Regions from separate parts of the Homo sapiens genome. Here region 1 is linked to region 2. A link is a loop called in an ENCODE intact Hi-C map of the cell type or tissue named here. Cell type or tissue: HCT116. All regions are shown on one strand. Links, peaks and the distances in the headings refer to the core of each region. The heading gives the core; the rest is flanking DNA. Region 1 overlaps LOC105376208 (a long non-coding RNA gene). Region 2 has its middle 380 kb from the start of KLF4.

Region 1 (16,338 bases), core at 4,091-12,090, 66 kb after region 2:
ACTCGCGCTGGCCTGCAAGCACCGCGCGCAGCCCCGGTTCCCGCCGGCGCCTCTCCCTCCACACCTCCGGGCAAGCTGACGGAGCCGGCTCCGGCCTTGGCCAGCCCAGAAAGGGGCTCCCACAGTGCAGCGGCGGGCTGAAGGGCTCCTCAAGTGCCGCCAAAGTGGGAGCCCAGGTAGAGGAGGTGCCGAGAGCGAGCGAGGGCTACGAGGACTGCCAGCATGCTGTCACCTCTCACCAGGTTCAAGAGATTCTCGTACCTCAGCCTCCTGAGTAGCTGAGACTGCAGGCGTGAGCCACCATGCCTGGCTAATTTTTGTATTTTTAGTAGAGACGGGGTTTCACCATGTTGGCCAGGCTGGTCTCCAACTCCTGACCTCAAATGATCCACCCACCTTGGCCTCCCAAAGTGCTGGGATTATAGGTGTGAGCCACTGTGCCTGGCCGAGAATTTTAATTCTTAACCAGCATCTTGGAGCAGAGATTCTCAGTCCACATTTGAGCAATGCTGCCATGCCCTTTGGGTGCTAAATGGGGCCTGATAACTATCACATTAACATTGCTTTATAAGGAGCATACATTCTGGAAACTGGGGGTCCTTTAGTCTTCTAACCATTACGATGCCTTTTGCATATATAAGAATGGAGGTAGAAGCTCAGGTATAGATTAATTGATCTACTTCATAAAAAAGAGTGCCAAATGTGTGGGAATGGGGGAGGGAAGTGGATACTGTAATGGAAGAAACTGAGGCCAGCAAAGCTGAGGAAAAGGGAAAGCAGGAAACTCATGACTCTAGCACATGGCCATGTCCTAGAACCAACCTTGAATGATGAAAATGTTGCAGGGGAATGTTGTAAATTGTTTGCTAAGGTGTGCAAAGTAATCTTCCTCCATCTCCCTTTAGAACTCTTGAGTAAAGAGAGGTGCTGGAAGCCTTCTCTACATTGGCAGGGGTGGGAAAAGGGAGGAGGGCCTGAAGAAGTAGAGCAAGGCAATGAAGGACAGCTCACATCTGGCTCACATGTGTGGGCTTCGTCTTCTAACACAGCCTGTTACACAAAACAGGTGTTCAACAAGTATTTGTGAAACAAATAAAATAACTACTAGGAAAAAAGCTCACAAGGAAGACTGTGGTTCTTACCACTGCAAAAGACTGACAGGGATCGAAACAGAAATATCCTTATCAGTTTGCAAATGCAAATCCTGACCTTCTCAACCTCAAGCTAGCACAATGTGCAAATGTTTGCCAAGAAAGAGCTGGCAAGTTTATAGCTTACAGAGTCAAAGAACTATCCGTGTGACATAAGGTAGGCTTTGGGTGTTTGGCTGTTACTGCTTTGGAAAAGTTGGGTGGTGGGGGGAATAAAGGGGGCCTTCAGAATACTGGCAGAACAGTTCCCATGTGCCCTTCGATACTGATGTGCACAGCAGTGGTCTTAAAGCAACTGAAGCAGGAGACATCCATGTGACACCCAGCTGGCTGAGTGAAATTTTGCCCTGAGTTCCATGTGTTTTAAGCCAAAGTCACAGACTTTGCCTGGGGGTCCTACTTACAATTCAGATTCACACAGCTCAACAGCAACTCTTCTGCAAATTATTTTACTTTGATGGAAGCTATATGTATTTCTAAGCCAACAGAATTCTCTTTAATGACTTTAGAAACAAATTTACTTGGACTAGGACTGACTCATAGGGAGACCTAGGGAAGAGTCAGGAGCAAATACCTCTTTCTCTAAGGCTCTTGAGGTAGATATTGCTTTGTTTTCTTCAGCCTAGCATCCTTAACGCCATTGAAGAACGGCTCGTCTCCAGTCTGTGTCATCCCAGCCATCTACCAACATCCCCTTCCTCATCACAGAGTTGGTCATGTGACTCCAGATTAGCCAATCTCGGTGCTCTATGCCTCTAGCAACAGTGATTGGTCCAGGTGTAAGTTGTGTAATCTAAGCAAGGCCAATCAAAATCTTCCCTGGATTGATAATAAATGGGCATTGGGAATTAATAAGCTGGAAAACATGTGAATCTGGAGCTGTGGGTGGCCACAGCCTGTCTACAGGATACAGCCAATACCCACAGGGACTCTGAACTAAGGGGTGAAGAGAAGCTGGGTCCTGATATCACTGTTGGAATCCCTGAATCCAGCTGCACCTAAAGTTGGTCTTGCTGAGTAAATAAAATTTTATTTATTAGTTTATGTTTAGGTTAGTTTTAAGTTGAGTTTTGTTACTTAAGAGTGAAAATGTTGTAATGAATATAATGTGTTTATATTTCAGTAAACTTCATGTAGCAAAACGGGATAATAACTGCAATTATTTATTGAATGCCCATTTGGAGTTAAGGCCTGTACTAAGACATTGACAGCATCTCTCATGTGAACATTCCACGGAACAAATGAAGTCACCTGAGACTCAGAGAGGTTGCTTGACTTTGACAAAAATCACTGAGCTAATCAAAGGAGGAGTGGGGATCCTAATCTAAATTTCAATTTACGTTGACTGCACTCTCTGCTTCCAAAGGAAGAGTGTATAGGGAGCAACACCTCTTTTGTGTTAATTAGCAAGATGTCAACACTTCCCTCCAAAGCTCAGGGCCACAGAATGACTTTTGTCCTACACAAGGCTCCGAGCTTCCAACCGGGCTCCTGAGGGTGGCAGAACCCAGCTCAAAACTCTGGCAGCAACAAAGCCTCCCTAGTGGTTGTTTGGGCTGCCTGTGCCACATGCCAGGGAATCAGTGGAGACATGCTCTGCAACTGACACTCATGGGCCTGAAAGCTGGAGGAAACACAAACACTAAGGCAGTGCATTTCATCCAGGACCTGCCACCTTCTTGGTCCATGGTGAGCTCTTTCAAGCTGAAGTGGGGGAGTCAAGGAGCAGGATGGCTGTGATATATCAGTAACAGGAGTGGAACATATCCAAGACTGTCTCTGCACCCATTCTTGACTAACTTTGCTCATCCTCCTACACCTTCTCCTGCAGTTCCCTTGGAAGTAGCAGGGGAATAACATCCTACATTCCCAAACCCCATTAATGAAAGTGTCCTTTATTTGAATGTAAATTCCCATTCTAATTGTAAAAAAATGCATGATTTCTCTTATTAAAATCCCCATGCCAAGTTTTGAAAAATGCATGGATGTAGCCCTGCACTGCCATTGATTGTCTATGTGACATGGGCAAGTCACATGGTCTCTCTGAGCCTCAGTTACCTCTTCTGAAAATGGAAATCATGCTGCCTACCTGAAGATATCTTAAGAATGAAACAAGGTGATGTGCCATTGCTCCTTCTGCTGCGTGGCATGCAGCAGATGCTCCCTCATTGTAAATAATGGCAAGGTTTCCTGCGTGTTCATGGGAACACAGTTAATGCATGCCAGGCCCTGTCTCCTCTGCTGAATCTTGAATTGCTGCCTATTAAATAGCCAGCTTCTTCCAAATGAGGCCGGAAGTAATTCATAGCTTTTCCCATTTTCCATATTTAATGACTCTGGAATCCCCACAAGTGGTCCTGGCCTGGTTAGATGAGGCAGAGCTACCCCAGGGTCACATAATCACTGTGATGCTAAGGTTAACTATGGGTTAATCGTGGTGCTATCATGATACAACAAGAAATATATTGGATACCATGTAGAGAAGTCTCAGGGCTCAGGCACTGCCTCTCTGCCTCCAGCTGAATCCCCAGAACCACAAGTAGGGTGTAGCTGATAAGGAGATTAGGGACCCTAAACACTTTCTAAGATCGAAGCCTTCTTTGCTTCACTTTCCATTCTGTTAAGGTCTAGAGGTGTATACCACATATGCACGGCTAGGAAGGAGTGGTCACCCAGGCTCTAGACCAAGCTTTTCCAACTTGGGGCCCATGGGCCGCATGCAGCCCAAGATGGCTTTGAATGCAGCCCAACACAAATTCATAAACTTTCCTAAAATACTATGAGATTTTTTTTGCAAAATTTTTTTTTTAGCCCATCAGCTATCATTACTGTTAGTGTGTTTTATGTGAGGCCCAAGACAATTTTTCTTCTTCCAATGTGGCCCAGAGAAGCCAAAAGATTGGACATCCCTGGTCTAGATGATCACAGGTGCACTGAAGTGAAGAAAAAAAAATTGTGTTCTAGAGGTGCCCCATTGTTCCTTGTGTGGATTAATGTAATATTGTAAAATATATATTTAATCTTCCATCCTGTTACTGGCATACAACTCCTAAAATCCTTGGAATCTGCACAGCGATGTTTTTGTATGCTAATGAGTTGACTGATGGCTTGTAGGCCCTAGGTAACTTCAGAATGAGGGCTAGTCACCAAGACATGATTAGAGGGTTAGGACTTTCAGCCCCACCCACAACCTCTGGGGCGAGGAGAAGGGCCGAAGGTCAAGTTGATCACCAATGGCCAATGGTTTAATCAATCAATCATGCCTACATAATAAAGCCTCCATAAAAATCTGAAAGGGCGGAGTTCAGAGAGCTTCTGGATAGCTGAACGCATGGAGGTTCCTGGAGGGTGGTACACTCAGAGAGGGCATGGAAGCTCCGTGCCCTTTCCCCCATGCCTTGACCTATGCATCTCTTCATCCGTATCCTTTGTAATACCCATTATAACTGATATGGTTGGGCTGTGTCCCCACCCAAATCTCAATTTGTAATAATCGCCACGTTTCATGGGAGGGACCTGGTAGGAGGTAATTGAATCATGGGGGCTGGTTTTTCCCATTCTGTTCTCATGATAATGAATAAGTCTCATGAGAGCTGATGGTTTTATAAAGGGCAGTTCCCCTGCACATGCTGTCTCTCTTGCCTGCCACCATGCAAGACATGTCTTGCTTCCCCTTCACTTTCTGCCATGATTGTGACACCTCCCCAGCCATGTGGAACTGAACCATGAGTCCATTAAACCTCTTTCCTTTATAGATTACCAAGTCTCAGGTATGTCTTTATTAGCAGCATGAAAACGAACTAATACAATAATAAACCAGTAAATGTTAAGTGTTTCCTTGAGTTCTGTAAGCTCTGCTCCAGTAAATTAATCACACACAAAAAGGGGTTCAGGGGATCCCTGACTTATAGACGGTCAGTCAGAAGCACAAATAAAACAACCTGGGGCTTTTGACTGGTATCATAAGTTAGGGGCAGTCACGTGGGACTGAGCCCTCAACCTGTGGCATCTGACGCTACCTCCAGGTAGGTAACATCAGAATTGAATTGGATTGGAGGGTACCCAGCTGGTGTCTGCTACAGAACTGACTGCTTGTTGGTGAGGAGAAATCCCCACAGAGTTGGTCACAGGAGTCTTCAGTGGTGATTATTGTTGAGTGAGAGAATTGAAAAAACACTTTGACTTTTTCAGTTTTTTTCTACTCACAATAAGGAAGGTAGCAGTACTGGGAGTCCTCCCAATAAGTATTTCACCAAGATAGAAAAGCATCAAGGAGGCCAGGTGTGGTGGTTCACACCTGTAATCCCAGCACTTTGGGAGGCCGAGGCAGGTGAATCACCTGAGGTCGGGAGTTCAAGACCAGCCTGGCCAACATGGTGAAACCCCATCTCTACTAAAAATACAAAAATTAGCTGGGCATGGTGGCACGTGCCTGTAATCCCAGCTACTTGGGAGGCTGAGACAGGAGAATCATTTGAACCGGGAGGCGGAGGTTGCAGTGAGCCAAGATCATGCCATTGCACTCTAGCCTTGGTGACAGAGTGAGACTCCATCTCAAAAAAAAAAAAAAAAAAAGAAAAGCATCAAGGATAGCAATTTTCAATCTTTCATATATGCTGTGAATCACCCAGGGATCTTGTTAAAATGCAGATTCTCTGGTTCAGTTGGTCCGAGGTTAGGCCTGAGAATCAGCATTTCTAATAAGCTCTCAGTGATGCTGATGCTTCTGGCTTAGGAATTATGTTTTGAGTAGCAGGATTTGAGGACATAGGAAGTACACAGTAGCTGAGCACAATGGCATGTACCTGTAGTCCCAGCTGCTGGAAAAGCTGTGGTGGAAGGATCACTTGAGCCCAGGAGTTCTGGGCTGTAGTGTGCTGTGCCCATGAAGTGCCCACACTAAGTTCAGCATCAATACAGTGACTTCCTGGGAGTGGGGCATCACAGGTTGCCTAAGGAGGGGCAAATGGGCCCAGATCAGAAATGAATCAGGTCAAAACTCCCATGCTGATCAGTAGCGGCATCACACCTGTAAATAACCACTGCCCTCCAGCGTAGGCAACATAATGGCATAGCCCTGTCTCTAAAATGAATAATAATAATAGTAATAATAAAAGGAAGGTCACAGTAAATGCTTGCTAAGGAATTAGCAATAGATAAATTGCTCAATGAACATACAAATGAATAAAATAGGGAGAAGGCACCCAGCTGGTGTCTGCTACTGCTGTAGCAAGATGAAAATGCTATTATCCGAGGCTAGACTGAGGTTAGAGACTATGCTTCCAGCCTCCTATATTTGACATTTATTCCTCCAACTGTTCTTTTTGATTTTGTTATCTCTCTCTCATCAGTGTCAGGGCAATGAGAAGATCAAAGTCACTATATCCGGTGTACCTCCTGAGCTTCAATGTCCATATCTGTAAAATGGGAATAATACTGTCTATCTTGCAGTTGTTGCAAAACTAAATGGCTCGTAAGAGGAATTTAAGAAATGGTTGCTACTGGATATTTTCAAATTAATTAACTTGAAGAGACAACAGATGCCTCTCCTCCACGTAGAAGGAACAGAGAAAAAAAACTGTTACTTATATCTATGTGCTAGCACTGTGCTAAGTGCCTGAATAAATTGTTGAATAAATTGTTTTATAAATTGTTTTGCTTGTAAAGCCTTTTGAAGTCCATAGTGTTATGTCAGTTTCACAGTTGGGGAAACTGAGCCTTAGTAAGAATAAGAGACTTTTTCATCTGAGGTCACAAGGCTGAGTAAGTGGCGGGGACCAGTTGTGTCTGATTCCAAAACCACACTCTTTCCCCACATCCTGCCTCTCCTCCATGCCCTAGTAGTGGGCAGCCTGCCCCTTTGAACACAGTCGTCCACAGTCAAAGGCTCTGGGTATTAGCTGTTAAGGCTCCAGTTCCGACCCACGTCCAGGGCTCATTCCTTGGCTGTGAAGCAGACAGCCTGTTTACATGACACAGGTCTGGGATGGCAAAGTCCTCAGTGCCTGTTTGTCTGTTTTTGCCTTCTCCCCTACTCAGACCTTTGGTGAGTCAGTTATGGTCAAATTCAGGGACAGTTTGTGCCGCGCTCACTCCAATTTATGGGGAAGGTGTCTTAAGCCCTGAAGTTCAGTGGGTGAAAGTGTCAAAGTAGACAGACAGATGACCTCTCACCTCCTTGCAGAAGGGAGGTGTTTGTTGAGCAAAGCATTCAAGAGCATCTTCTTCCCAAACAGGCCTGAATCACCAGCCCCATTTTCCAACCACAGATGTTTTCTCACTCATAGCCAGGTTCCAAGTGGGACAGGATCTGCTGGATTGAGCTCTAGAAGAGACAGAGAGGAAAGAAATGTGAATCTGACATGTTGTTTTCACCACTATAAACCCAGCTCCTTGGCCCATATCCCAGTCCTGCCTCAGAATTCCCCCTCCTACGGTAGAGACAGCTAACTGCTTCCCTTCCATAGTGTAGAACTGTCACTGGGAAGTAGCTGCCATGTCGGTGATTACATTTCCCAGCACCTCTTGCTTCTCGTGAGTGGTCATGTGACCACTTTACACCAATGAGCATAAGCGATGTGTCTCACTCCTGGTCCAAGGCATTCCTTCTCCAACCTGTCTTTTCACATCTTAGGTGAGAAAGAAGCCACAGGAAGAAGGAGGCAGGGTTTCTGACTCACCGTGTGAAAGGTTTCCTGGCAACCAGGAACATCCATATCAACAGCTTGGTGAGTGAAAAATAGTGTTTTATTACTTTAAGGTCACTGCAACTTTTGGACTTGTTCATTAGAGCAGCTACCATTGCTCTCATTAGTATACCCAGGATAGAGATAGGAGCATCGACGCTGACTGGACTCTCGGCACTGGGTGCAGTGCACTGTGCTCAGAACTTCATCACCATCATCTCATGGAACCTTCATGTAATTTTGGCGGTAATCACCCTCCCCATTGTAAACTACAGAAACCTTCGCTCCAGAATGTTAAATTATTTGTTCCAGATCACATGGTTAGGAAGTGGCAGACATAAGATTCAAACAAATTTCTGTCTGACAACAGTTGCAGGAAGTTCTCCCTTTTACACTCTGGTCTGAGTGACAGAGTGAGACCCTGCCTCCAAAAAAAATGAAGGAAGGAAGGAAGGAAGGAAAGAGAGAGAGAAAGGAAGAGAGAAAGAGAGGAAGAGAGAAAGAAAGAAAAGAAAAGGAAGGAAGGAAGGCAGAAATGAAGGAAGGAAGGAAGAAAAAGAGAAAGAGAAAGAAAGGAAGGAAGGAAGAAGGAAAGAAAGGAAAGAAAGAAAGAAAGAAAGAAAGAAAGAAAGAAAGAAAGAAAGAAAGAAAGGAAAAGAAAAGAAAAGAAAGAGAGAGAAAGAAAGACTGCCTAAACCCTCTCACCCAGGTGTGGTACAGACCCCAAAGAAATAGCAGCAGGTTTGGTTGAAGCACCTTTAGAGTAATCAATGTCTTTTTAAAGTGTGTCTTAAACTTGCTGTTGGCAAGTCATAGTGAAATAGAGTTCCAATAAATTTCCCAACTGGGGTGACTCAAAACTATTGAAATTAAATTTGCAAAGATGGTCACATTGCAAGATGTGAATTATGCTGTACTTAGATCCAGCTCACCGAGTACAACTTTAGAGGGCACCTATGACACTGGAGACAACCTTGTACTCAAGTGGAAACATAGTGAGCTTGGAGCAAGAAGCCAGGGCTCTGAGACCTAACACCATGGCTTACTGACTTTGTTACATGTAACTAAGACACACTGGTTACATGTCAAGACACAACATCTCAGAGATGCAGCACCCCGGTTTCTGAACAGGGGTTGGAGTGGAATGGGGAGGTGCTTCTCTATCTTTCTCCCAATGTTGTCAGATTTCCTTGTCTTTTTCATCTTTATGCTCAGACCTCAGCCTCTTTTTTTTTTTTTAATTTTACTTTAAGTTCTGGGATACACGTGCTAAACGTGCAGGTTTGTTACCTCGGTATTCATGTGCCATGGTGGTTTGCTGCACCTATCAACCCGTCATCTAGGTTTTAAGCTCTACTTGCATTAGGTATTTGTCCTGATGTTCTCCCTCCCCTTTCCCCCAACTCCCCGACAGGCCCCAGTATGTGATGTTCCCCTCCCTGTGTCCATGTGTTCTCATTGTTCAGCTCCCATTTATGAGTGAGAACATGTGGTGTTTGGTTTCCTGTTCCTGTGTTAGTTTGCTGGACCTCAGTCTCTTATACCTGAACTATTGCAACAGACCCTGGGAGTAGGGACAGTGTGGTACCAGAGCCACACACCCCTCCTCATTATATCCAGTGAGATCACACTCCTATTGAAACCCAAGAGTTCCCTTCTATCCTCAGGATAAATCCAAGCTCCTCAAATTGCCATTCAAAGTATTCTATGATACAACCTTGACCTTCATTTCTGTTGGATATACCATGACTCCAATTCTTCACCCTATACTGGATCCCATTGGCAAGTCCCACATTTCCCGGGTACCTTCCTGCCATTTCCTGACTTTAACTCCTCCAATGTGCTCTTATCCTAATTGTTATAAATTCAAACTCTACTCACCTTTCAAGGCTGATGTTGGTACAGCCACTTCTAGAAAGCCTGATGTTCACAACTACGATTTCCATTTCTCTCTTAAGAGCTCAGGCGGCAGGTTTTATTGGACTCTGATCCCTTTGAAACTTGTTGTTCATTATTTGATCCCATTTCTTATCTCCTCTCCCAGCTCCTTAGGAAAAAATGACTCCACCTCCTTCATCTTTTAAATTTTCCAGTACCTATAATGATTCTTGGTGCAAAGTCAGCCTTTGGTAAGTTTACTAAGTTAACTCAAAATCATGAGTCAAGGAAAGACTCAGAAAAGGCAGTTGATAAGAGGAGGTGTTAGAGGAAGCCATGCTGTAGTAACAAGTAAACCCTGACATTAATGACTTAACACAATAAAAGGTTACCTCTTACTCTCCTCACAGTCTTTCATGAGCTCGCAGCTTTGCTTAGCAGAGCTCTTCCAGTCAGTGTCAGAGGGATCCAGTCTCCTTCCATCCATTGAGGGAAGCACTCTACCATTCCAAGTGCTTTACTTGTAGCTGTACAGATAAAGCAGAGAAATCTTGGAAGACTGCACATGATATTTTATGGCCAAGTTGGAATTGGTGTACGTTCTTACTACTTGAAGTGTTGTCCATAAAACCAGCAGCACTGGTATTAACTAAGAGCTTATTGAAGTGCAGAATCATGGGCCTCACCCAAAACCTACTGAATCAGAATCTGCATTTCAACAAGATCCCTGAGTGATGGGATGACTCATTATACACACTGTAGCGTGAGAACCACTAGTGGACATCATTTCTGTGCACATTCCATTGGCAAGAACTCCAGCGCAAGCCCCAACCTAACTGCAAAGAAGGCTGGAGAATTTATCCCGTCCTAATACCTAGAAAGAGGACAAAATTTTGCCTGCCATAGACTGCCACAAGCAGCATTTAAAATGGAACAAATCCAGTTCCTCTTCCAAGTCAAGAAAGTCATACAACTCTAAACCTCATCTCCCTGCTATGCAATATCAGGGAGGTTGGAGTGTCTGTGCTGGCTGAATAAGGGACAGGCTGTTTCAAGATGGTGGACTGCAGCAGAAGGCAGGGACTTTAAATATGTATGTAAAGAGATGGAAGCCAGGTGAAAAGGCATATTAAACAACCTGTTAGCCAACAAAGTTGAAAGAACATTTAAACCATGTACTCTGAAGAAAAGAGCTCCCCTCTGCTCCCACCAATAAGTCATCCAACCAAGACATAGGCCTTAAGGAGACACAGAAGCAAAGCCAGACCAATGCACTGCTAATTTTCTGTGAAGTTTTTACCTGTTTGATCCAACTGTTTTCATTATTTCCAGTGGTCATTGTTCCTGGTTCTCATTAGTTGAAATTTTTTTTCATTATTCTGTGAGTATGTTTTTTTTCCAGAACACAAGGATTTGAGGTTCACATACTTTCATCTTTTCTTTATGATTGGTTAATTAACCAGCACTGAGTGGGGAGTAAGGAATAGAGGAAACTTTTAAAAATCCCTTTTCATGTAAATGTATAGGGCACTTAACAAGGAACTTGGAGGTCCTTGGTAATATTTGTACTTGATGGTGTTTTACTTGGAAAATATTGTTAACCCAGCTCTGATCTTAAGTTTTAAAGCATTTCAATAAAATAAAAAGAGAACACATTATATTTCATAATACAAATTAGCTTCATCTTGCATGTGCCAGGCATGGAAAAGAACAACCCTGAAGCGATCAAAATTTCCCCATTAGTACTGACCATCTAACTTTTATAGCAGACCATCACTTCTCCAAACAATGTTGTATGTTTGTTTTTAAACCACCGGGAAATAAATGATTTATAAACTCAATAAGAGAAGAAAACGAATGTATAAAAAATACATATCCCGGAAAGAATTTCTAGTGCCGAGTGTAAATTGGCACTTCATGTCTATTCATAAGATTTAAAATTAGGTGTCAATGTGGTGTTATATAATTCACTTGTGAGCTGCATGGGTGAATGGGTAATGTACATGTGTATGCCATCAGTCATGGGATAATTTCTGTGTTGTTAGAGGATCATATATCTTTTCTCTTTCTATTGCTGTCATTTGTGGCTAATGACACAACTGTCTTAGCCACAGTTAGAACTGTCTTAAAGAACTGTCTCTTTCCTCCATTGGCTTCAACAACTGGGGTGATGACTTCTAAACTTTCTCTCCAGAATCTACCTCACTCCTGAGCTCCTTACTTACATAACCAATTCAGTAGTGGACAGCTCTGTTTCCAGAGGACCTCAAATGTGCATGTGTTAAAAGTAACTGTCCATCTTCTCCCAAAACCTTTCATTCCTTCTTGTAGTATTCCTAAGAATGTAGGAATTCAAGTATTTGCTGAGGGAGATGAGGCATCATTCTTTCTTTTCCTCATTTTCATTTCCACAGAATTAATAGAACCCTTTATATACATTTATGTTTACCACATCCCACTCCCCCAAAAATCTTGAAGTAGCTATTTAAAAAATCTACAATACAATACAATGAAAACAGTCTTTAAAAGTAATGGGAATGGCAAAATTAAGTTAGAATAGTTGCATGAAGCCAGAGGAAGACTGATTCTCCCCAGGTAGAGTAGGAAGTTGGGACACAAATTAACTTGAGTTTTCCACAGGCTAAGTTGGAAACACTTATCAGGGATGTGTGATTCATAATGTCTGTCAGATTAAAAGAAATTCCAGCTGCTCAAGAGGAGCATGATTTTATTACATAACAAAAGCAGTGCCAGCAGAAGTGCGAGGTATGGACTTTCATACAAGATGACCTGGGTCAAATGAACCTCCTCGGCTGCATGCCTTGTCTATTTAACAATAAGATAGTTGACAATGGACTTAGGTAAACACCTTAATAATTTTTTTTTTTTTTTTGAGACAAGATCTCACTCTGTCATCCAGGCTGAAGTGCAGTGACATGATCTCGGCTCACTGCAACCTCTGCCTCCCAGGCTCGAGCAGTCCTCCCACCTCAGCCTCCAGAGTAGCTGAGCTGGGACTACAAGAATGTGCCACGATGCCCAGCTAATTTTTGTATTTTTTAGTAGATATGGGGTCTCACTACGTTGCCCAGGCTGATCGTGAACTCCTAAGCTCAAGTGATCCTCCCACCTTGGCCTCCCAAAGTCCAAGTATTACAGGCGTAAGCCACCATGCCAGCCCTTAGTGAATACCTTAGTTAACTTTCTCTTGAGGACTACCTGGAAAAGACAGTGGAGGTGGGCAAAGAACTACCTTACTTCCACTGTCTCTCCTACTTCTCTGAGTATGCAATTCTAGTGAGCATCCTAAAGTGAAATGTCAATCAAATATAAATCACGTTTACTGAATAAGGGTCCTCTGTGGTCTGCCTTCTGTCTCGTCTCCTGCCCCGTAACCACCACACCATCCACACTTGCTGTTCCTTTCACTGCTTATGTCTTGGCTGTTCCCCCTACAAAGCATACTCTTATACTGTTTCTCTGCCTCATATTCTTAGTCATCTTATGTAACCCAATACTCATTTCTTCTGTGAATCTTTCTCTGACTCCAGTATTGGAAGCTCTCTCCTTCAGGTTCCTACCCTCCATGTACATTTTTTTTGCCATAGCATTTGTTTATAGGGTATTAAGATTTCTTGTTTAGTGGCTGTTACCACATATAACAAGTAAATGTTTCTGTGGGTTGAGAAACTGTGAGTGTTGGTTACCTAGGTGCCACTGGCTCACGGTCTCTCATGAGGTTGCAGTCAAGGTGTGGGTTGGGGCAGTGGTGTCATCTGAAGACTCAGCTGGATGAGGATCTGCATTTGAGCTCACCACATATGGTTATTGGCAGGTCTTAGAAAACTCATTCCCCAGCTCACTCACATAAGCCTCTCCAGAGGGCTCCCTCAGGACTGGGGAGTGAACAATCCAAGCAACAGAAAGAACACTCTACGAAGAAGCCACAATTTTTATAACCTAGTCTTGAAAATGACATCCCATCACTTCTGCTGTATCCTATTCATTAGAAGCAACTCTCTAAATTGAGCCCACACTTAAGAGGAAGAGATCACACAAGAGTGAGAGTAACAGGAGGTGGGGAATCATTGGGGGTCATCTCAGAGGCTGCCTACCATGATCTCCTAAGCAATCCTGCAAATTCAGTCTCATAACTTGCATTTGCAGATAGAACACTGAGGCTTAGTGAACCAAAGCAACTTAGCAGGTGATTAGGTCTGTAGGACTCTCCAGTTTACCTTTCACTGGTCCATGATATATCTTTGTCTCAATGCCTAGCATGGTGCAAATCATGTAACAGGCATTCTAAAAATCAGAGATCATGGATAGCCCACAGATCTTTGAGAGTGGACCTTCAGAGAGTGTTAAAATTTATTTAAGTTCAAGTCCCTTTAGAAGCCATATATCCTCTCCACAGTCTCCTTCACTCCTTATTGTCTTACCCGGGCATAATTCACCCAATTACACTGACTGTCTGGCCCCTGAAGTCATTTGAGTTTGGGTTCCTGCTATAAGTAATTGGTGACAGAAGTGAGGTTTGTCATTCTTCATCCCCTATCCATTCATTCAACCAGCAAATATTTCTTGAATGCTTACTATCAGCTAGGCAGTATGTTAGCCAACTGTGGGGAGAGACTAAACTATTCAATGCAAACAGGTCCATAATTCAGGAAACTTGGTGTGTATGGATCAGCATATGGATGCTTTTTACTTTCTTGTATGTTCAAAAATTTCTATAATATAAAGGTAAAATCAAAAGTGATCCATAAAATTTCTAAGCCATGTTGTGAAAGGAAGGGGTAAATACTGGGAAAATACCTTGTTGAATCCCACAATACTTCTTGAAGGAAGTTTTAATATTTCAGTTTACAGATGAAGAAACAAGTTGATTGAGGCTAGAAGGTTCTGGAGCTGAGATTCATAGCCACATCTGTTTGGATCAAAGCCAAGCATTTTCCCCCACTGAACCACACTGCTAAACACATACAAATGTTATCTCCGCATCTCAAATCTTAAGGCTGCACTGGATTCTGGAAACCAACGAGGTTGCTTTCATGACCACCTAACAAGTGACTCTCAGTCTTCACTGTCCCTTGCTTAACATTTCGCCCAGTTACCTGTGGTGTCTCCCCTATGTTAAGCACATAATGTATGCCAGGCACTGGGCCTTGATATCAATTCACCTTCACAAGCCTCCTCATTGGTATTTTTACCTCCCTTGTCCAGAGAGGAAAAGAGGCTCAGAGAGATGAAGTCATACATCAAGTCATATAGCTAGACAGGGTGGAATTCAGATTTGAATCAAGGGCAGCTGGATCACAAAATGATTGTTCTTTCTGTTAACAGGACTGTCATTTTAGAACCTATGAATAGGGAAAAAACAGAAAATACAAAACTCTAGGCTAGCCATGTGGTAGCTGATTCCTGCTGATTACCAATTAGACCCTCCCCAGATTGTTTGCCCTCTCCAGTCACAGACTTCACATCTACAAAAGAGAGACCTGGTTTCAATATCCCTTAAGGTGGGATTTTCAAACCATAAGTCAGACCCATCAAAAAGTAATCAGATCAATGGAGTCACCACAAACATTTTTTTATGAAACAAAAGGAACAAGGCTGGGCGTGGTGGCTGACACCTGTAATCCCAGAACTTTGGGAAGCCAAGGCGGGCGGATCATCTGAGGTCAAGAGATCGAGACCATCTTGGCCAACATGGTGAAACCCTGTCTTTACTAAAAATACAAAAAATAGCTGGGTGTGGTGGCATGTGCCTGTAGTCCCAACTACTCGGTAGGCTGAGGCAGGAGAATCGCTTGAACCCAGGAGGCAGAGGTTGCAGTGAGCCGAGATCGTACCATTGCACTCCAGTCTGGTGACAGAGTGAGACTCTGTCTCAGAAAAAAAAAAAAAAAAAAAAAGGAAGAAAAGAAAAACCATCATAGTAAAAATGAGTATTGAGTTTTTTTTATGACAAGTATACATACACACACGTGTGTACCTTTGTGTATGTGTGTATGTGCATTGGGTCATGCTGTAAGATCAAGTTCTCACTGTGGATTACTGTCAAGATTTTGAAAGTTACTGCATTAAGGAGGATTCTTTCAGCCTAGGGATTTACGTCTCACAATTGCAAATGCAAACCTAACAGTTTCCTGGAAACTCTATAGACCAACAGAAAGAGGAGGAAGATAGAATCAGACAGATAGATTTTAAGGGTTTTTTTGGTCTTTTGTTTAATGTTGCCCAGGCTAGTCTCAAACTTCTGACCTCAAGCAATCCTCCTGCTTCACCTCCCAAAGTGCTGCAACTACAGGTGTGAACCACCACACCCAACCAAGACTTGGATTTGGATCTGAACTCTTCTATTTATGACTGTATGCCCTCGAGCAAGTCATTCTACCTCACTGGGCCACAATTTTATTATCTGTAAAATGCAAATAATAATGCCCATCTTACAGGGTAATAATGAGGCTTAAATGAGAAAATATAATCACTTAGCAGAATTCCAGGAACATCATAATGCTCAAAATATGTTAATTATAATAATTGTTGATTTAAACATTTTTATTATGACCATTATAATTATTATTTTCAAATTGCATTGAAATTATTTATTTACATAT
Region 2 (16,338 bases), core at 2,818-10,817:
ATGTTGCCTAGGCTGGTCTTGAACTCCTGAGCTCAAGCAACCCTCCTGCCTCGGTTTCCTAAACTGCTGGGATTACAGGTGTGACCCACCATACACCCAGCCAATGTTCAACTTTTTTTTAAGGGGGATGAAAAAAACAATTATTTTCTTTTAATACAAATTATATTCAATAAAAGAGTCTCCTGATAATTCACTCCCAAGACCAAAAGAGATTCTATGTTCATTTAAAAAAAGAAAAGAAAAGAAAAAAAAGAGGGGAGGACCAGGAAAGGTGGCCCTCACTTGTAGTCCCAGCACATTGCAAGGCCTCAGTGAGAGGACTGCTTGAGCCCAGAAGTTGGAGGCTGCAGTGAACTATGATTGTCCCACTGCTCTCTAGCCTGGGTGAGAAAGCAAGACCCAGTCTCTAAAAAAAGAAAGACATTTCCTATTTTTCTGTGGTTCTGAAACTACCTCCAGTTGTCTTTTGTGATTTTCTGAAGCAAAGTAACTTTTTGAGAGAATTACTAAAGGGCTTAAATTGAGATAATGAAATGAATCACTAAGATAAAGAACACTACATCAACAAACTCTTTGATTCCAGAGTCTCAGCTGACTGCTTTTGCCTGAGCATGTCAAAAAAATATATGCAGCTATGCAGCTGAAATAGGCAATTGCTAGCAGGGCCTTTTTTTTTTTTTTTTTAAACTTCCACTCAAAGACGTTTTGTCTTGGGTGAGAAAAGGACCAATTTACATTTTGCCAATTAAGTAAAGTGTTGCACCCAGATTTCTAAATAAATGACCTCCATATTTCCAATTCATGCCCAGGAAATTTGGCCCATGGATTGGTGCCCTGGGAGGTGGTCCAGCTGGCCTTCCCTTCAACCTTTGTTGGCTTCCAAGTCATTCACTCCATAACAAGCATTCACAGAGATGGATTCGATAACTGTCTGCTCACCAGAGGAGTGGAAGTTAAAAAAAAAAAAAAAAAAAGGCCCTGCCAGCAATTGCCTATTTCAGCTGCATAGCTGTATCTTTTTTTTTTTTTTTTTTGGGCAAAAGAAGCCATTTGTATATAATCATATTTACAGGAAGTTTAAGAACAGGAGACTTACTCTGCAGTGATTGAAGTCCAAACAGGGGTTATGGGGAGTGGAGTGTTGACTGGGAGGGGGCATAAGAGAGCCTTTGAGGGTATTGGGAGTGTTCGATACCTTGATCTGGTGGTAGGAATGTGAGTGTATTCATATGTGAAAATTCAAATTTAACTCAAAAAAGTAAAATAAAACAAAACCAGCGATTATTTTTAAAGCTACTCTAAACAGAATTTTTACAAGTCCATGTTCTAGAATGTTCACAGCACCTTTGTTCATAAGAGCTCCAAACCAGAAGCAACCAGCTGTCTATCAATTAAAGAACAAATAAATTGCAGTATATTCATACAATAGAATATTTTAACAGCAATAACGAATGAAATCATGATTAAATCAGGTTAAGATGACCTGATGGCCAGGTGCGGTGGCTCATGCCTATAATCCCAGCACTTTGGGAAGCTGAGGCAGGCAAGTCACCTGAGGTCAGGAGCTCAAGACCAGCCTGGCCATCACGGTGAAACCCCGTCTCTACTAAAAATAAAAAAAAAAAAAGAAAAAAAAAAAAATTTAGCCAGGCATAGTGGCTCATGCCCGTAAACTCAGCTACTCAGGAGACTGAGGCAGGAGGACTGCTTGAACCCAGGACAGACAGGCTGCAGTGAGCCAAGATCACGCCACTGCACTCCAGCCTGGGCAATAGAGTGAGACTCTATCTCAAAAAAACAAAACAAAACAAAACACACACCAAAAAACAAACAAAAAACAAGATGACGTGGTTATGAGACAGTGATCTCCTGCAAAGTAGGGCATGTGTCTTGGTCATCTCTGTTCTCAAGTTACACATGGGGCCTCAAACTAGGAAGGGGCCTAATAAATATATATCAGGTTTATGAATAAACTAAATTTTAAATAAACAGAAGGGATGGCCTATTTTTTTTCTCCCTAGAGAAATAGCAATTAGAGGTGAACCATCTAGTTCTGTAACATTTCAAGGGTAATTGCTTGTCATATCTGCAACAAATAGGAAAGATGAAAGTGAACAAGAGACAGAAGTGGGACTACTGGTGACAATTTTCTTCTCTTTTCAAAGGAATGCATTTCCCAAATTCTAAAAGACATACTGGTGACTCAGACATTGTCTATGTCCCATAATACTAAACTCTGAGATACAAAGTATTATTTTACTTTTCTTTGGCAAACTGTCCAGATATTTTCAAATATCCAGATGTTCTTCCTGAAATGACCCAAACAATGCTGTATCTTTGTCACACTGTATTAAGATATTTGGTATTATGGAGACAGAGCTTGGATTGAGTTGTAAATTCAGTAAAGATGGAGCCAAGAGCAGAAACTTTGATCTACTCACAGTACCCTAAACAATGCCTGAGAGATATGGCCCAGAGATGAATCCAGAAGATAGAGCTGAGATGTATGAAGTTATCAAAACCCAGCCATTCTGGAGTGCTCCCTGGTCAGCATGCTTCCACTGATCACCCAGTTATGTGGTGAAGGAGTCATCCTCCCTCATTATTCTAGCCCTTCTTGGACACGATGGATAACCAGCAACCTTTCCCAAAACATGCTAAGCATTTCACACCTCTAACCCTGAGCTTATGCTAACTCCATTGCTTAAAAGGCCTTTTCCCAATTCCTATCCAGCCTATTCTTTCTATCTCAATTCCCCAGATGCCCCTACCTAGAAGTGTTCTTTTTTTTTCCTCTTTCTCAATCTCCTCTCTCTGTCCAAATCCTTCCAAGAGTCAGCTCAAACGCCTGCTCCCTAACAAAAGTGATGTTGAGCTACCCAGATGCCAAGTTGTTCCAACAGTCTCTGCTTCTTATAGGGGTCACATGGCATTTTCTACAATTTAGCGTAACTTTTTATGTGTATCTTACTGCCTTCTACAAATAATAAGGGCTTTAAGGGCAGAATCTATATCTTACATATATTTGTGTTCTCAAAGAAAATCACAGTCAAATAAAATACTGGTTGATTGAATGTGATGATTCTTACTTATGACCTGTGGCCATAATCAGGAAGTCTTAAGTTTGAGGGAACAGTGGAACGAGTTCTGGATTAGGAGTCAGGCCAACCTGATTCCACACTGGATCTGCAACCTCCTAGCTCTTTGTCTTTAGACAAGTTCCCTCAACCCTCTGGGCCTCAGTTTCCCCATCTGTTAATTAAGAGTTGAACTAGAGTTAGTGTCCCCAGAACTGATGTAACAGAATAGAGAGGCTCAATTATGTCAACATTTTCCTTTTCTATTTGGGGCTAGAGATGAGTAATTACTTTGGGATATACCTTCTTTGTTCAGGGAAATGAACCTTCAGTATGCAAATTTCACAGAGATGGAAGTTACAACAAAATTTATTGTGCCTTTTTGACTTTGAACAAAGATGGCACTCCTTGAGAAACTTATTGCCAAAACAGATCCAGTCTTCTAGAAGGAGATGGATCAATTTGCATAAATAAGCCAGGGCCAAGATAGGCGTGGTGGCAGGCACCTGTAATCCCAGCTACTCAGGAGGCTGAAGCAGGAAAATTGCTTAAACCCAGGAGGTGGGGGCTGCACTGAGCCAAGATTGCACCACTGCACTCCAGCCTGGGTGACAGAGTGAGACTCTGTCTCAAAAAAAAAAAAAAAAAAAAAAAAAAAAAAGAATCCAAAAAAGAATCCAGGCTTCCCAAAATTTAAGGTAGGGAAGACCTGTTGGAGTGGGCAGGATGGCCTCAGCCATGACCTGATGGCAAGGTAGAACAACTTGATTCCTCAAATGAAATCATCTTTAGAGTAATAAGGTGTCCACGCCATGAGCAGAGAGGCTCAGCAGAAGAACCTAAGTGTCTATGGGAAGGGCTGGTCTTGTCCTGGTGTGCTCTCAGTGCAGGGAGCTCCCCTGGACCCAGAGCCCCAGACATAGCTGTTCTGCTTTGGGGAACAATGACTGAGCATGAAAGAATCAGAACAAAAAGACTAGTAAAAGCAGAAGTCACCTTGAAAGGGACTTAGGATGGGACTAACAATGGCATGCCAGAATGGGCAGGCCGGTATTCTCAAGAGCAACTTGGAGGCAGGGAAATACAGTGCAGCAATGGTCCTGGGTAGGCACAGTGCTCCTGGATAATTCCAGGGAATGGGACTCTCTGCTAACAGGGCATTTGGGGCTTAAGCAATCAGCTGAAGAACTAGGAAAGATCTGATTATAATCTACTGACTAGGCAACACATGGTAGTTCATGCCTGTAATCCCAGAACTTTGGGAGGCCGAGGCAGGTGGATCACCTGAGGTCAGGAGTTTGAAGCCAGCCTGGGCAACATGGCAGAACCCCCTCGCTACTAAAAATACAAAAATTACCTGGGCATGGTGGCAGGTGCCTGTAATCCCAGCTACCCAGGAGGCTGAAGCATGAGAATCACTTGAACCCAGGAGGCAAGGATTGCAGTGAGCCAAGATCGCCCCACTGCACTCCAGCCTGGGCAACAAAGCAAGGCTCCATCTCAAATAATAATAATGATAATAACAATAATCTATTGGCTAAATATTGGCTTAATATAAAACTCAGATCTGTGTGCTACTCTGTCTCACCTCAGAACAAAAATTCCATTGTCAAATAACTTTTATAATCATAGTTAACTACCTGCTCCTCTTAGAGATCTACCACAGATTTGAGGCATTTGAAAGTCTGAGAACTCTTACAGTAAAGACACCTGTTTAACTTTATTTGAAGTCAGCATTCCAGAAATTTATTTGAACTTAGAGGTCTCCATCATATCCCTGCCCCTTTTCTCATGTAATCCTCAGAATCCTGTAGAACTTGGTTCCCTGGAACACACTTCACAAAATATTAGACAGGGGGATGGCTAAAAGACTTTTTAATGTAACCTAATAAGGATTCTGGGTTCTAGTTTTAAAATTTTTTAAAGGAATGCTAATGCTACAGAAAACCCTTCCTTCTAGTCCCCATTGTGTATTTCTGGAGCAAACGGCAGTGTCAACAGCAGAGAGAATTGAGCTAGAGTCTGAAATGGCACCTGGGAAATGCTTTCAAGGCATGAGTTTGGAAGCCCAAAAGGAAACCTAAATGATGGCAAAGGCAGCACCTCCACCTGAAGCAGTGAGTGGTTGTTCTCAGAACCCATGAGAAGCAGGTCCCCAACAGCTCCCAACCCACACCTTCAGGAGTAGAGTGCTATTCCTACACAGCTCCTGGACCCTGGCCAACGGAAGACAAAGAATTACTTTCTAGATACAAAGATGATTTCCTCCGTAACATTTCTTGGGTGTTTTTGTTTTGAGAAGCAGAGTCTCATTCTGTCTCCCAGGCTGGAGTGCAGTGGTGCCATCTCAGCTCACTGCAACCTTCTCCTTCCAGGTTCAAGCGATTCTTGTGCCTCAGCCTCCCTAGTAGCTGGGATTACAGGCCTGAGCCACCACTGCCTGGCTAATTTTTGTAGTTTTACTAGAGACAGGGTTTCGTCATCTTGGCCAGGCTGGTCTCAAACTCCTGGCCTCCAGCGATCCACCCGTCTTGGTCTCCCAAAGTGCTCAGATTACAGGTGTGAGCCACCACTCCGGCCCTAAGTAAGATTTCTTCTATGTAATCAGTGTTTCTTGTCATGTTGTGGAGTACCTGCAAGTCCTTGAAGATTCCCATTGGAACACAAATTGTTCTTTATTTGCCAGACAAACAATTCACCAAGTATTGATCATTCTATTGCATATTCATGTTACCTCAAAAGGCTAATGAGCTTTTGAGATTTGGGCTTTTAATTTTAAGCCCTTAACTGGAGGTATTGATGAGCAACTATCAGAAATCTCTTGATTTGCATGTTCCCCCATTTCTTGCCCCCATTTCTCTACATTGCAGTCGCAGCATGACGCTTTCCTGAGAAATTGATTCTCTCCCACTCCAACTAGGGGATGTTGATGGGATGGTGGTTCCCAGTTTGCTTGTAACAACAGGGTCTGGTTAAAACAAGATTGGCGGCTTCCTAAAGAGTCTTGGCTCTTCCCTATCCTACAAGTGACTGCAGGGCTGACTTATTTCTACATCCCCAATATCCTTCCTGGCCTGATATGTAAAGGCCCTTGGTCAATGTTTAGTGAACAAAAAAGGGTTTTATCCAGCTGAGACATGAACTCAGGGAAAGGCAAGGACATTTTTTCTAGAACTGGGGACAGGAAAGCCTTTTAGAACTGAGCAGCCAATCAGAGAATACCTATCAGCCAGACTAAGAAGCTGAGTAACTGGAGAATTGAACTTGAGCTGCTTCAGCCATGCTCCGGCTCAGATAAGGGTTTCTTCCCAAGCCTGGGGTAAGGCTGAGACTCTCACTGGGAGTCAAGAGGCTCCAGCTGTCAGGAAAGGAAGGTTGTACTATCAGGAAGCCAGGCAGTGCCTGACATTGAAAGGGGTCCCTCTTAAGGGTGAGTCACCTACAGATTTTTCTATGGGCTCTTTGAGCTCTAAAGCTCAAAGTCCTCTGCCTGTCTGCTGAGAGGGGCTTCCTGACCTTTCTCCCTTCATCCATTCTCTCTCCCCTCTTTCTCTGTTACCTCCTTGACCATACAATGGCAGGTTACAAAAAAGCCGCAAATTCCAAGCTATATGTAGCATAGAGTGGCTGTTTGTCCCAAAATACCACGTCGCTGACTACAGCAAACACAAATTACAAGCTTTATCTAATCACCGTTATGTGACCAGTCATTTTTGGTTTCCAAAAATGACAGCGAGTGGCGTGCTTCTGCAGCTGGTGGTGGCACCCACTTGGGTTTCAGATCTCAAGTGCACACAGATGCGCATGGAGCCCAGCATTCCAAGTGACCAATTCAGAAAGGGAAATAGGAGAGGGAAGAGAGGAAGTACAACTCGCCAGATACACAGACACCACTGCTTTGGACCTCACAAATAAATTATTTAAAATCATCCAATTGCTTTGCCACTGTACCAAAGAGTATGAACACTCATCTGCCAGGCACGCAGTTGAGTAAGGGAGAGCTAATACCAAAGTGGTCATCCAAAGGCTGCGCAGAGACTGGAGAAAATAAAGCTTGTTTGGAAATCATTGATTTAATTTGGGGTTTGGAGTTGTTTGCTTCCTTTCCTTTTCTTTTTGCCAAGAATAGATGGCAGTGGTATCAAGGAAGTGGTGCTAGGCTTGGCTGGAGTCTGGAACCTGGGTTGTCTTAGGACCGTGATCCTAGCACATCAGCCCACTTCTCCGAGTGGCCTTGTGAACAGCGTAGGCTGATCATATCACCCTCCTCCCCGAGTTGATGGGATGGGAAGATGAGGGTGCATGTGAAAGTGGGAGCCATACATGTGGCCCAAAGTGGCCTGGATACGAGGAATTTAACCACGTGCTAGGAGCTAGTTCTCTTTCTACATCATTTCATCATAACCATTCTGACTGCTTCTTACATGTATGTGGGCTTTCAATCGCTAGGAAGAGGCAGAGAGGAGCCCGTGACGAACTTGGCCTGTGATTCAGATTGTCAAATACCACCAGTCAAAATAAACCGGTCTTCTGCCTAGATTCCAGGGCACATGTGCACATGCAGAAGGCATTCCTCTGTAAGTTTTAAATAGCCCAAAGATGTGCTCGAGTGGGACTCTCTGTCAAAATATAAAAGCATTTAGGAAAACAAGGTCCTTTAAATACCTACATTCCTTCATATCAGATAGAAATCGCATAAGACCTCTGTTTCCAGGGGATCTGACTTGCCAGGGCCAGCAGAGGAAAGAAGAAGGATGGACAACTGCACTGCGCTGAAAGTAATAACAATGAAACATGAACGGTCCGAACTCAAGCTGACTTTCACTTCCCTAAACTATAAATAAATCAGCATTTTTTTTTCTTTACTTCAAATCCACGTTTGTCACCTCCCATCCATGGGTACTTTAAGAGAAAGAACTGGAATTTCAGCATTTATCTGTGTAATGCTAGAAAACTCAACTCTCCCCCTCCCCCTGAAAAGAGAGGAGGTTGAGCTGTGGAGGCTTCCTTTAAGCTCTAGCATTTGCTTCTATTGAAGCCACTTCTTTGGCCAGTGGGTTGGAATACGTGGGACATCTATTCCATCTAATTGGTATTGTTCCTTTGTGTCCTATGACACAAAGTGACATCGCTGTCCTTACCTGTCATCATACCTCTTGGAAGCAAATTAATTTCTCACACCTCACATTTATATCAGTGGTATAGTTAACTTCACATCGTCATTTCTCAGACTGTGCCACGCTGAAAAGGGGACAGGACCTCTGGAGCTGAGTCAACCTATGCACCAGCTACAGTACTGATGTCTAACCCCAAAGCAGCTGCTAACAGAAATAACAGTAACAACAACAAACTAGCAATTGTGGGGTCCCTACTGTGTTACACATTTGTACCTAAGGGTTTTGCATCCCTTATTTCATGTCATCTTCAGAACAATCTTCTGATGGAGGTGTTTCTATTTCCATTTTGTCAACGATCAAACCGAGATTTAGAGATAAACTAATTTGCCCAAAACATTTCTGTTTCTTCGGACTGCTAGGAAACTCAAGGTCAAATGTGGTCAAATACAAGTGCACAGGGGTTCGTACTTGTGTTTCTGTCATTTCTGACTCCACTTTTTTTCTCCAGTCCCTAACTTTCCTATTTTATTCCTTCTCATTTTATGATTTCTACTTTTTCCTGTAGTTGTAAAGCAATTTCAAATACTTTTTGGAAAAGAGAGAGATGTAAATAAATGAATGAGATACAGCCATATTCATGTTACCTCAAAAGGCTAATGAGCTTTTGAGATTTGGGCTTTTAATTTTAAGCCCTTAACTGGGGGTATTGAGGAGCAACTATCAGAAATCTCTTGATTTGCATGTCCCCCATTTCTTGCCCCCATTTCTCTATATTGTAGTTGCAGCACCACGCTTTCCTGGGAAACTGATTCTCTCCCACTCCAACTAAGGAATGTTGATGGCATGGTGGTTCCCAGTTTGGTTGTAACAACGCGGTCTGGTTAGAACAAGATTGGCAGCTTTGTGAAGAGTCTTGGCTCTTCTCTAGCCTACAAGTGACTGCAGGGCTGACTTATTTCTACATCCCCAATATCCTTCCTGGTAGTGGCAGAACCAAGATGAGAACCCCATTCTCAGATGCCTGAGTCGGCTACATCACATGTTACCTTGCTCTGGAGTGGACTACTTGCTTGGTGGATGTGCATTTGCAATAGTGAAAAGTCCACAGGATGCCAAAAGGAGACTCCTAATCTGAAAATACCATAGGTCATGTGGGTTCTGGCTGAGGACAGGGTGGGAGTGAGGCACAGGTGGAAATCAGACATGAAATCCTCCTATGGAAGAACTTAGCTCTTTTGGTGAGAGGTTCAAAGATTGGATACCCAAGAGTACAGTCCTCGAGGGAGCGAACCAAGAATAGCTCCTAAATTTTGGTAGAGGCCACCCTTAACATGGCTCAAGGAACTGACAGTTTCTAGCCTCTGTTTAGGAACACAGCCATGACTTTCAGAAGGCTTCAGCCAAAAGGTAGCTCTGCACCTACCTAAAAAATCCATAAGAGCCTGAAAAGAACCATGGACCACCCACAGTGTTACAAGAGCTTCACAAAGGGGCAGAGAACAAAAGAAAAGGACAATAATCTACAACATCCTTGAGTGTCAGTCAGAAACAGCTATGCACATGTAAAGAGACAGAGGAATCCATTTCAAACACATCCACATTTGGAGGGAGCTTAAGAAGTTCAAATGAAGCTACAAATTGTGATTGGGAGAAAATAAAAAGGAAATGAAAATTAGCTGCTGATATTGTGGCAGACATTACGCTGAATGTTTCAGATGCCTTTTTCTCTCATTTAATTAGAATGACCCCCTTCTGAGAGAGATGTAAGGAAATGATTGAGCGACAGGCAGGCAGTGGCAGAGCCAAGATAACAACTCCACCTGAGGTGGGCTGTGCTACCCCTATGTGGTTAAGAAGGGAATTAGGCTCTGGGGGGTTACTCAGCCTGGACAAGCTAGCCGGTGGTAGGATGGGGCTCATCCCTAGACATATCCAATTGTAAAGCCCAGCTCTTTCCATCCAACCACACCACTTAGAACAAACTGCTCCAGGCCATTCTATCCTGACCCACCCAATAATGGAGGCAAGCTTATGTAGGCCCTAACCCAAATATCAAATGATCTCCTTTTAGAACTGCACAGATTAATCTAAAACTCTTAAGAAAAATAAATGCATGAGAACACACGCACAAAAATAATGCTAAAAAAAGCAATAATAGAAGCAGACCATATCACAAAGCAACAATAATAAAAATGTATAATACTTACAGAGTAAAGAACATAAATTTTTATAACGGAAAAAGTCCATGGCATAATTTAGCATGTGATTAAGTCAGCATCAAAACTAACTGGGATAATTAACACATATAAGTACTTATTTTATGTAACTGGATCACAATTTAGAGATAAATTAATTTAGATTACAGCTTATATAAAAAACTCCAAATGGGTTGAAAATGAACGATTATAATGAGCCACAGAAATAACAGAACTGAATATTTAATCATAATTTTAGACGAATATTTGGTAAATAGCAAATAAATAGTGTGTCAAAAGAACAAAAAATTCAACCCTCTAACAACTTCCTGTGAATAAAATGTAACTCTCTTTAATGAAAACAAGTGCCACTGAAGCAAAAAGAGAAACTGTTTTCAAAAACATGGCACAGATAGTTTGACTTAGTGTCTGTGATGTATAAACAGCCAGTATAATTAGGACCCAAGTTGGTAAATATCAATTAACACAAGGACAGTCCTGTAGAAGAAATATATACATTTTAATCCAGAAAATAAAAATGCAAAGTGTAAGGAAGCACTATTTGATACATACTTTCTGGTAGCCCTGTATTTTTTTAGTTTGTTAAACTATTTTCAAAAAATAGTTTAATAAAATATGGAGAACAAACAAGTCTAAAGAGCTAATGTACAACATGAGGACTATAGGCAATAAAATTGTACTTATGTGGAATCCATGCTAAGTGAGTAGATTTTAGCTGCACTTATCATAAAAACAAAACAAAAACAATAGGTAACTATGGGAGATAATGAGTATGTGAATTTGCTTCACTATAGTAACCTTTTTGCTATGTGTATTGCATAACATGTTGTATACCTTAAATAAACATAATATAATTTATTTTTAAAGGATAAAAATAAAAAGTACCAGTCTGGGCAACACGGTGAAATCTCATCTCTAGGAAAAATACAAAAATTAGTAGGGCGTGGTGGCACACTCTTGTAGATCCAGCTACTCAGGAGGCCATTTAATAAACTATTAAAATGAGTCAACTATTGAAATGGGAAGATCACTTGAGCCCAGGAGGTTGAAGCTGCAGTGAGCCATGATCGGGCCACTGTACCCCAGCCTGGGCAACAGAGCAAGACCTTGTCAAAAAAAAAAGAAAGAAAGAAAGAAAGGAAAAGAAAGGACAAGAAAGGAAAAGAAAGGAAAGAAAGGAAAAGAAAAGAAAGAAAAGAAAGAAAGAAAAAGAGAGAAACAAAAGAAAGAAAATAAAGAAAGAAAATTAAAGAAAAAAAAGCAGCTAGATTCTTAAAAAAAAAAAAGTGTAATTATATGTAACAAAATCCTTGACACTCTGTGTACTCTTTGAGCCAGTAAATGGATCCTAGAAATGCATCCAAAAGAAATAATCCAAAAGAATAACATGTTTATACACACAAAATGTTCTTTGTAACATTATCTAAATGAGTAAAAAAGAAAAAAAAAGTTCAAATTAATGACCGACAAGAGTGTAATGGTGAAATAATTGCGGTATAACGACCAGATGGAATATTAGGCAGACATTATAAGATGATGTAACAATATCATGCAGGGAAAAGAGGAGACTTCACAAAGATGAATGTGGACTAAGGTTGCAAGTACACATGTATGTGTGCAAATGGCAGAGAACTGGCAGAGGCCGCACAAAATGGAAAGTTTTACAAAGAAAGAATACGATGAATACTTCCCATATTCTGAATTCCCGTCATCATTGTTCTAATGAAGGTTTAGCCATGACTTAAAATCTGGTTAAACTAAAGCATTGTTGAGCACCAGTGGGATGTAGCAATGTGACTGCAGGTACTTCAGAATGCTCTTAAGAACTCACTGGACCTTGCTGCCCAGGAATACAGTCCACCTCGAATACAGGCAAGAGCACTGCTCCTGGGACAGGAAGATAAGACGGCTTTAAAGGCTCTCAGCCCCTTTTGGAATATGTGTGGGTATTCGTTTTTCAGGGCTGCTGTGACAGAGTTCCACGACTGGATGGCTTAAACCATGAACATGTATTCTCTGTCAATTCTGAAGGCTTGAACCCAGCCACTGATATTCTTTGCTGGAATTGCCTTGAAGAGGAGGTATGAGGATTGACTTAATAAATAATCTCAATGAGGACTTTTAAAGGAGCTCTCTGACTTGGGGGTTGAGAGCTATTGAGTTCTATGATGCTCTATTAAGCCCCTTGGTGCTCTGGCCTCAGCAACATTGAAATAAAATGATCATGGAATTCCCCAAGACTTATAGCTCCCATGACTGATTCTATCCCCCCTTAGCTTTTTGGACTTTGGAGGCTACAGTGTGGGGGAAAAGGTGGCAGAGAGGCATCAGTGTGGGCCAGCATCAGCAGAGGCAGAAACAAAAGTGGGGCATACCCACATTTGGAAAGCCTAGAGTGTTCAGCAGAAACACAGCATTGTTTAAGGGTGACAAAGAAATATTAAAGTCAACTCAAGAATGTTTTAGACAAACTTGAAAAGGCTTCCAGAAGGATATTCTTTTTTCTTTTTTGAGACAGAGTCTCACTCTGTTGCCCAGGCTGGAGTGCAGCGGTGCGATCTCGACTCACTGCAACCTCTGCCTCCCTGGTTCAAGCAATTCTCCTGCCTCAGCCTCCCGAGTAGCTGGGATTACAGGCCCACACCACCATGCCCAGCTAATTTTTTTTATATTTTTAGTAGAGACGGGGTTTCACTATATTGGCCAGGCTCATCTCAAACTCCTGACCTCAGGTGATCTGCCCGCCTCGGGCTCCCAGAGTGCTAGGATTACAGGTGGGAGCCACTGTACCTGGCCTAGAAGGAGATTCTTGAGCTCCAATGGAAATAAAGTTCTTACACTATCTATATAGTTTCTTTTTTCTTTTTTCTGATGAGATGAAATCTGAACTCTATTGCATGCTTTCATGACTTATCCTCAGCCAGTCCCTCTAGGCTCATATTTCCCTAAAACCTGGGCACTAGCTTGACATTCCCTAAATGGATCTCATGACTTAGCACGTCCACGGCTTTGTACATGCTCTCTTTCCTGCTGGGGTGCCTCTCTGACTTCCGTGCCTACAGAAGGGAGAGCTGCTGAGGCCCTGAGCATCTAAGGCCCCAGCTCACATGCCATCCCAAAGAGCCCTCTGTTACACTTCATTATGATCACTTTCTGTATTTTCTTCATTTGTTTATTAAAGTCATTTGATTATTTATTCAGCCATTAAATATTTATTGACTGCTGACTATGGGCCAGGGACTGTGTATAACATGCAATGGCTGGAGACAATGAGCGGATGGATTGTTCTGTGAATTCTCAGGTGGAAGAGTGTTTGAGCTTGTGCATAAAGGGCCAAAGGACCTAACTTGGGTTCCAGGGAAGTAAAACAAAGGACAGTTACAGATGCCATGCCCACATTCCATGGCAGGGAGACTTTGAGGGTCCTGTGTCATGATAGCATGATAGCCGCTGGTTCCCTGGTCAGTCTTCCCTTTCTGCACGGACCACTGCAGCCGAGATACACAGAGGCCCTCGTTGGGATGGGAGGCTCACATCCTCAGCACTGAGTCCAGGAACGGAACAGAAGGCATCTCTGGGCCCAGCCTGTCCCCATCTGCAATAGTGGCCACACCAGGTGGCCTAAACAGGAACACAAAACCTCTGGGAGCAACCTCCTTATCCTCCCATGGGAAGCCCCCCTATATATCCCTTACTAAGGGATTCCAGAGCACCCACTGCTCTGCCTTTTCACATCAGGCAAGTGTCACAATGTGGCTGTGGCAGGTTCCCTTTCCTGAACCCAGTTCCATGTTACAGACAGCTCAGGTCCAAAAGCACCAGGGAAAATTACTCATTCCTTAGCCTTGTCAGGCCCCTCTGTGTTTCTGTTAGATTAGAAGAACTTTTATTTCCTCCTTGCCCCTCTATTTTTGATAGCATATACTTCCTCTATTTGCTGCCCCAATAGTTCAAGCCACCTCCACCCCCACATATCACTTCCACAAGAGAAATAAGCAGAGGTAAATGCACCACTTCTTCCTCAGGTCCCCACAGGGCTCTGCCCTTCCTCCCACTATCACAAATCTCCAGCTCTTGGGATTGTCAGGGCCCCTTGGGACTGTGAGCTTCCCAGGACAAGGCCGCTGCCTGCTTTATTTCTGTCCTATAAGCAGAGCGCGGTGCATAGTAGATATGTGTTTATTAGATATCAATAGGATATAATGAAAGTTGGCTATGCCTTTGTGTTTTGATACTTACCTTGATTTCTTAAAGTGTCTCTGGGTGAATATGCATGGAAAAAGTATGTCCTACATATTCTGTTGCCGTTTTTCCTAAGCTGCAGAATTTCCTATCTCTAGACCTATGTTCGGATGAATGAACTGTTGCACAATAATGATGACAATAATAATAATTTTAAAAAGAATCACAGAAAGGCAAGCCTGGAACATCTCTTAGAAATCAGCTCAATAAAGCCCTATGACCAGATGGATCTTTACACCAGAGGTCTTGTAGTAAGTTTCCGGTAGACATGGGAAGAAAGTGCAAATCTCCAGTCCCTCAGGCACAGCCCTCCCTCCACACACCTCCTCTTTATGTAATCCTCTGTGCAGGATGTGCAGCATATATAGGGGCTGGGTGGGGTGGAGGGGCTTTAGCTGGATGCTCAGCCAAACCAAGAGGTAAGGCCTGCGTACAAGGCCCTTGCAACTTCTTTTATGGAGGGACCATCACTGAAGTAATGCTGACACCCACTCTGGGTCCAGCTCACTGTATATTTGCCTATCTGGTGGCTCCTAGCACAAACTTTCCCTCTGCACTGACCTTCTTCCTTGAAAAGCTCTCCTCCTCCCTCAAAGGACTGAGCCAATGTCAAGGCCACGTTTGCTACTCAGTTCTTGCTCTGGAGAGGCTCTCTGCCTAGGCTTAGGGTACAGTCCCTCTATACCTTCTGACCTACAGGCTCAGCAGTGCCCAGATTCACCAGTGATTCTATGCAGGATGCATGCTATTACCATTAGGACCAAATGTTTGCAAAAGACATCTGACAAAATGTCAGGAGCACATTATCAGAAGGCTTGGTTTTGACAGCCTCTTTGCTTCACTGCCCCAGGGCCACCCCAAGTGAGTGCTTCCTTCTGCCCAAGGAGGCAGAAAGAAACCTGAAGTTCCTGAGGGGAGTTTAGCCACAAATGCAGGAGGAACACTTTCTTCACTGATATTTCAAGATGATTTCACAATCAGTAAACCACCAGCCACATGCAATCACTGGTTGAGAAGCAAAAAGTGCAAGAGTTTGGATTGGAGGAGCATGTATGTGTGAGCATGTGTGTGTGCATATTAAAACACAAAGTAACAGAATTTGAAAGAAATTCAGACAGCCAACAAAATTCCTTGTGATGGCAGTATGGGTTTAGGCCAAAAGAACATGTCTGGGGTAGGGAGAAGAGAGGCTTGTTCAAGTCAAGAGCTTTTGTTAAAATCATCAGATATGAAAAAAGATATCCCCCATGCAAGCACAAAATGTCATATGCAAGCACAAAATGTTATATGCAGGCACAGAATTGTGTTTCTTAAACACAAATAAGTAAATTAATTAATAAGTAAATTAAATAAGTAAAAAATTTGTAAAAAATAAAAAAATTGTAAAAAAAAATAAGTAAATTAAATTAAAGGAAACTCTGGGAATGGTACTGTTATCACCTTCTACATTTAATACTTTTGGGTGCTATGATGTCACAAATTGAAAGAGAAAGATTTTACCAAGGCAACAAGACCATAATTAACAAAGAGTTTTTTTATTTGTTTGCTTATTTATATCAACTCTTTGCTAAAGGAAAAAATATACTTCTAAAGTAGAATTGCAAATAAAATATAGAACACTCAGACACAATTTGAATTTCAGATATACAACAGATATTCTTAAGTATGTCCCAAATATTGCATGGG

Evidence for each region. Hi-C counts contacts between places; a loop is a spot of excess contacts. Peaks named below come from ENCODE experiments on the same cell type or tissue, not always from the same donor. Only the 100,000 strongest peaks of a DNase experiment are listed, where the experiment ranks them.
Region 1: it touches region 2 in a loop (3-fold over the local background); 2 of 110 quality-filtered maps call a loop at or near these places.

The regions. Positions count from the first base shown.
Region 1 is chr9:107,801,512-107,817,849 of GRCh38, reverse strand. LOC105376208 (a long non-coding RNA gene) reads right to left here. Exons shown (of 7, transcript XR_930229.2): 4 at 11,016-11,180; 5 at 9,719-10,242; 6 at 7,326-7,476; 7 at 5,703-6,103. It also overlaps the pseudogene RN7SL659P. Among named protein-coding and RNA genes, the nearest start is that of KLF4, 320 kb to the right of the region's middle. In HCT116, for the core only: no CTCF peak of the experiment used is centred there; a DNase peak (open chromatin) is centred at 7,697.
Region 2 is chr9:107,866,343-107,882,680 of GRCh38, reverse strand. No RefSeq gene overlaps it. Among named protein-coding and RNA genes, the nearest start is that of KLF4, 380 kb to the right of the region's middle. RefSeq lists enhancers at 7,642-7,741, 7,772-7,871, 9,410-10,293. In HCT116, for the core only: no CTCF peak of the experiment used is centred there; no DNase peak of the experiment used is centred there.